2 separate regions of the Homo sapiens genome follow, and region 1 is linked to region 2. Evidence: read pairs that join two places in POLR2A ChIA-PET (ENCODE). Cell type or tissue: PC-9. All regions are shown on one strand. Links, peaks and the distances in the headings refer to the core of each region. The heading gives the core; the rest is flanking DNA.

Evidence for each region. Peaks named below come from ENCODE experiments on the same cell type or tissue, not always from the same donor. Only the 100,000 strongest peaks of a DNase experiment are listed, where the experiment ranks them.
Region 1: POLR2A ChIA-PET joins it to region 2 with 22 read pairs; 2 of 35 experiments call an interaction of 5 or more read pairs at or near these places.

What each region holds. Positions count from the first base shown.
Region 1 is chr1:38,003,577-38,006,477 of GRCh38, forward strand. FHL3 (four and a half LIM domains 3) reads right to left here and starts at 1,938. Exons shown (of 6, transcript NM_004468.5): 1 at 1,781-1,938. RefSeq lists an enhancer at 1-756 and silencers at 1,609-1,968, 1,999-2,058. In PC-9, for the core only: no CTCF peak of the experiment used is centred there; no DNase peak of the experiment used is centred there; H3K4me3 peaks cover 1,503 bases.
Region 2 is chr1:39,385,878-39,388,778 of GRCh38, forward strand. It overlaps MACF1 (microtubule actin crosslinking factor 1), which reads left to right. Exons shown (of 101, transcript NM_001394062.1): 57 at 1-52; 58 at 1,310-2,781. Among named protein-coding and RNA genes, the nearest start is that of BMP8A, 100 kb to the right of the region's middle. RefSeq lists an enhancer at 1,514-2,010. In PC-9, for the core only: CTCF peaks have their summits at 1,863 (motif pointing left) and 2,069; a DNase peak (open chromatin) is centred at 1,734; H3K27ac peaks cover 1,577 bases.

The DNA of each region.
Region 1 (2,901 bases), core at 293-2,792, 1.4 Mb before region 2:
GACACCTGCATGCTGCTTTGCCACTCACAAAGTCCATGCCCACCACAATCTCATCAGATCTCACAAAAGGCAGGCAGGACAGAGTATCATCCCCATTTTACAGCTGAGCACAAGGAGGCCAGGAATAGAGCAGGTTCATGCCCAAGGTCCCGATCAGGACCCAGGTCCCCTGCCTCCCAGCCCAGAGCTCTTCCCTCTCCCTAAAAATGCTGCCCTGGTGATGAAGCGGATGGTGACATGGGGGTGGTCAGTTTTTAAGGGCAGGGGAACAGGAGATGCACCAGAGCCTGGCTCTTCTCCTCAGCTGCTAGCCCTGTGATTGGAAGACACCCAGAAGCCTTTCCAATGCCCCATGCCAACCATTCAATCCTTCTGCCCCCACCCCCAACATGCCCACTGTCCAGGAGGACCCTGGCCAGGTCCCACAGCTGTGAGTCAGGATCAGAACAGACCCCTCCCCCACCTTCTAGAAGCTGACAGGAGACTTAAGGGGAGAAATCCAACTCCCTCAACCCTCACCCTCTGCTACCGGGCACCAACCCCAAGCTCTGCTCTCCCCCATGTGGCCTGGAAGTCAGAGAAGTTTAGGGAAGGGGGTTGGGGAGCAAGATCCCGCAGCTGCTCTGGGGACATGAGAGGAACAGTTCATTCACCCTGGGTCCCCCAGGGCTGAGGCAGCCCATCCAAGATTTGAGTTCAAAAATAAGTTGGGGCTGTCTTGGTGGCTGTGTGTGTGCGTGGGGCTCTTCTTGATCTCGAACTTACTGTCTCAGGGCCTCTGCCTCATGGGGGATCGGTAGGCTCAGAGTTTCTGTTTCCCCACAGCCTCACCTCCCAATGGTTCAGGCCCGGGTAAGTCAGGGGCTGTCCTGGAAGCTGTCAGACCACCTAGGTCTCTCTGCCCCCACTTAGTCTCAGTTTCTGGTGTCTGTCTCTGCTTCACTCAGCATCTCTGTGTCTGGGCACACTTCAGTCTCTGTCTTTAGGTTTTGGACGGCTCTGTATCTTGACTGGCTGTCCCCCAGGGGGCCCATGCCTCTGTGGATCTCAAGTCTTGGTCTCTTCTTGTCTACATGGCTGAATGTCTCAATCCCCACCACCTCCCTTTCTCTGTCTCTGCATCCAAGTCTCTTTCGCCACCTCTGCACGCCTGAATGTCTCTGTCTCTAGTCTCTGAGCGTCTCTGCAGGCCTCAGAGAGCAGATTCAGCATGAGGCCAATGACGCCCAAGCCTCAGGGCACCTCCAAGGCCCGGGGAAGGGCCCTAGGGAATGTGTTCGCTGGGGTCCCACGTATGCTTTTTCTGAAAATGCTCCACAAAGCCTAGGACGGCCCCCATGCCTCGGGTCTGTCCACCAGTAACTCTGTACGCCCGGTGTGTCCTTGTTTCAGTGGTCTCGGTAGCCTCCTGTGCCTCGAGTCCCTGCCTGTCTCGGTCTCTCGCTCCACCGGGCTTTCCGAGAACCTCAGTTTCTCCAGCGCTTCTGGTCGGTCGGTCTGTCTGTCTCTCTCCGGCTTTTCTATTTCAAACTTAGCCCCCTCCCCCGCCCAACTCTCGCTGCCGCCCCCGCCCCCGCCCCGCCCGATAGCCCGGAGGGGTCCAGTCCCGGCGGGCGCTGTCCCGGGCTCGGCGTGCCCCGGGCACCCGTGGCCAGAGCCCGGCGGGTACAGGGGACCGGGGCCGCGGCTGGCCTCAGCCCTCCGCGGGTCCCTTCGCTCCCCGGCCTGGGCGCGGGGGCGGACCGCCAGGGCTGGGAGCCGGGGTCGGCGGGGCGCTCACCTCGAAGCGGGCGGCGGGAGCGGGGAGCGCGCGGCGCAGGCGGGGCCGGGAACCGGGCGCCGCGTCCCTCGGCGGCTCCTACCTGCGGGCCGGGCCAAGCGGGGGCCGAGCGAGCTGCCGGCGAGGCTGCCGACTGCAGACGGACCGTGTGGGCGAGTGGGAGCGCGGCCCCAACCCCTCCCCGAGGAAGTGAGCGCGGGCCCGCCCCGCCCGGACCCCGCCCCCGGCCCCCCAGCCCGCCGCGGGGGCCAGACCCCGCCCCCACCTCCCTTTCGGCCGCCAGTCGGCCCGGCCCCCTCCTCCCGCCCGGCCTAACCTGGCTCTCCCAACCTTCAAGCGGCCGGGACCCCGCCCCTGTCCCCTCCCCGCAGCCTCTGTTCTCCTCCCCTCCCACCCCCCATCCCCAGCTGCCAGAGGGAGACTGCTGTATTCCATCTCAGGCCGGCGACACGAGACCCCGCAGACCATGGTCCACTGGGGGAGTCCTCTGGCCTCCTCGGATCCCCCCACCCCTTCACCTTACCCCAGGGGTGACACTCAGCCCGGCCTTAATCCAGCCTGGAGGAGGACGTTTTGACTCTGCTGTCATGAGCCTGTCAGCGGGCACCAAGGTGTTCTCTGAAAACATGGGACGAAGAGAGGACCCCTCCCCACCATAGGGCCTTGACCTCCAAAGGGTTTTATTCCACAACTTTGAGTAGCAAAAACAGGGGTAACCACCTCCCCACTTCCAGCAGCCTCCTGACACTGAGAAGTCCTGCCTTGCCTGGGTTTCCGCAGTGCCCAGGAATAGTTTTGACCTTTGAGGCCCGGGGGAGACCCTAATCCTCGGCCCCATGATCTTTGGGCTTCTAGGGTGGGGTGTGAGGAGTGTGAGAGGATGGGGCACCTCAGGGGTGGTGGAGGAGAGGGGAGGGGACCTCTGCGGTGTCTGAGCCTCTGGCTTCCTCCCTGTGTCCGTGAGGGAGGACTGGCGCCTGCTAGGGACACGAGGCCCCTCCAGGTCCTTAAGGCCACCCCCCCTGGGATCCTCAGGCTTGTCACTAGGAATAAATAGCCTCAGTCTGGAAGAGGTGGGGGAGGGAGGGAGGCAGGAGGCTCTACTGTGCTGTTTGTGGAAA
Region 2 (2,901 bases), core at 227-2,726:
AAGCGTTTGGAGACAGTTGCCCTGCCTCTCCAAGGTTTAGAAGACCTTGCAGGTAAGTTGGGGTGAAGAACATACTTCTGCCATTATTAGAGGCAAGCAGAAAGAAGGAATGGGTTAGGAGTAGTCCCAAGATTCTAGGATTCCCTTACGTAATTTGTAGACTCAGAATGGTGTTAAACCAATTCCTTCTCCTAGTTGCAGTGAGAACTGTTGTAGTTGTTACACAGTGAACACTTAAAAATGTGAAGGTTTACATAGCATAGTCCTAAAGATAAAAGCTCTAATAAAATTTCAGTCAGCAAGTAGAGATTCATCCCCATAGATGTACTGATAAATGGAGTTCCACATATACTCTCATTGATACCCACTTTTTTTTTTTTTTTAATATTATGCATACCACACACACACGGTCTCGCTCTGTCACCCAGGCTGGAGTACAGTAGTGCGATCATGGCTCACTGCACCCTCAATCTCCTGGGCTCAAGTGAACCTCCCACCTCAGCCTCCCAAGTAGCTGGGACTATAGACACACGCCACCATGCCCAGCTGATTTTTTTTTCTTTTTTTTTTTTGAGACAGAGTCTCACTCTGTTGCCCCAGCTGGAGTGCAGTGGCACGATCTTGGATCACTGCAACCTCCGCCTCCTCGGTTCAAGCAATCCTCCTGCCTCAGCCTCCCAAGTAGCTGGGACTACAAGCACGTGCCACCATGCCTGGCTAATTTTTGTATTTTTAATAGAGACGGTGTTTCACCATGTTGGCCAGGCTGGTCTCGAACTCTTGACCTCGTGATCTGCCCGCCTTGGCCTCCCAAAGTGCTGGGATTACAGGCGTGAGCCACCGCACCCAGTGATTATTTTTATTTTTAGTAGAGACGAGGTCTTGCTTTGTTGCCCAAGCTAGTCTTGAACTCCTGGGCTCAACTGATCCTCCCACCTCAGCCTCCCCAAGTGCTGGGATTACAGGCATGAGCCACTGCACCCGGCTGCTTCTGGACTTCTTATGATAACTTGGTAGAAGAAAAATTGTGCCATTAATTTATTATTTATTTTTCTGGAACTGTTTATGACTTTCACGTTTACCAGCTAGAAGTCAAAGTTTACTTCTGTTACTTAGATCACCTTACAAGGTTGATACGAGGATTAAATAAGATAGTGTACATGAAGGAGCCTAATTATATGCCTCTTTTTGGTAGGCCCTCAAGTAACATTAGTTCCCTTCCCCCAAGATTAGACCGTATACTCTCAGCAAACATTTTAAATGCCAGGGTTCAGGCTTTATTGATTTCAATTTTATTTTCTCATTTCAGCCGATCGCATTAACAGACTCCAGGCAGCTCTTGCCAGCACCCAGCAGTTCCAGCAAATGTTTGATGAGTTGAGGACCTGGTTGGATGATAAACAAAGCCAGCAAGCAAAAAACTGCCCAATTTCTGCAAAATTGGAGCGGCTACAGTCTCAGCTACAGGAGAATGAAGAGTTTCAGAAAAGTCTTAATCAACACAGTGGCTCCTATGAGGTGATTGTGGCTGAAGGGGAATCTCTACTTCTTTCTGTACCTCCTGGAGAAGAGAAAAGGACTCTACAAAACCAGTTGGTTGAGCTCAAAAACCATTGGGAAGAGCTTAGTAAAAAAACTGCAGACAGACAATCCAGGCTCAAGGATTGTATGCAGAAAGCTCAGAAATATCAGTGGCATGTGGAAGACCTTGTGCCATGGATAGAAGATTGTAAAGCTAAGATGTCTGAGTTGCGAGTCACTCTGGATCCAGTGCAGCTAGAGTCCAGTCTCCTAAGATCAAAGGCTATGCTGAATGAGGTGGAGAAGCGCCGCTCCCTGCTGGAAATATTGAATAGTGCTGCTGACATTCTGATCAATTCTTCAGAAGCAGATGAGGATGGAATCCGGGATGAGAAGGCTGGGATCAACCAGAACATGGATGCTGTTACAGAAGAGCTGCAGGCCAAAACAGGGTCACTCGAAGAAATGACTCAGAGGCTCAGGGAGTTCCAGGAAAGCTTTAAGAATATTGAAAAGAAGGTTGAAGGAGCCAAACACCAACTTGAGATCTTTGATGCTCTGGGTTCTCAAGCCTGTAGCAACAAGAACCTGGAGAAGCTAAGAGCTCAACAGGAAGTGCTGCAGGCCCTAGAGCCTCAGGTAGACTATCTGAGGAACTTTACTCAGGGTCTGGTAGAAGATGCCCCAGATGGATCTGATGCTTCTCAACTTCTCCACCAAGCTGAGGTCGCCCAGCAAGAGTTCCTCGAAGTTAAGCAAAGAGTGAACAGTGGTTGTGTGATGATGGAAAACAAGCTGGAGGGGATTGGCCAGTTTCACTGCCGGGTCCGAGAGATGTTCTCTCAATTGGCAGACCTGGATGATGAGCTAGATGGCATGGGTGCTATTGGCAGAGACACTGATAGCCTCCAGTCCCAAATCGAGGATGTCCGGCTATTCCTTAACAAAATTCACGTCCTCAAATTAGACATAGAGGCCTCTGAAGCAGAGTGTCGACATATGCTAGAAGAAGAGGGGACTCTGGATTTGTTAGGTCTCAAAAGGGAGCTAGAAGCCCTGAACAAACAGTGTGGCAAACTGACAGAGAGGGGGAAAGCTCGTCAGGAACAGCTGGAACTGACACTAGGCCGTGTAGAGGACTTCTACAGGAAATTGAAAGGACTCAATGACGCGACCACAGCAGCAGAGGAGGCAGAGGCCCTCCAGTGGGTAGTGGGGACCGAAGTGGAAATCATCAACCAACAATTAGCAGATTTTAAAGTAAGTCTGAACCTTGTTTTTCTTTTTCTTTTACATGTATTTATTTGCTTGTAACTTGGAAACCAGTCAAGTATACATTTTAACTTCTGTCCCTAGTTTTATTATTGTCACTTCCATCAC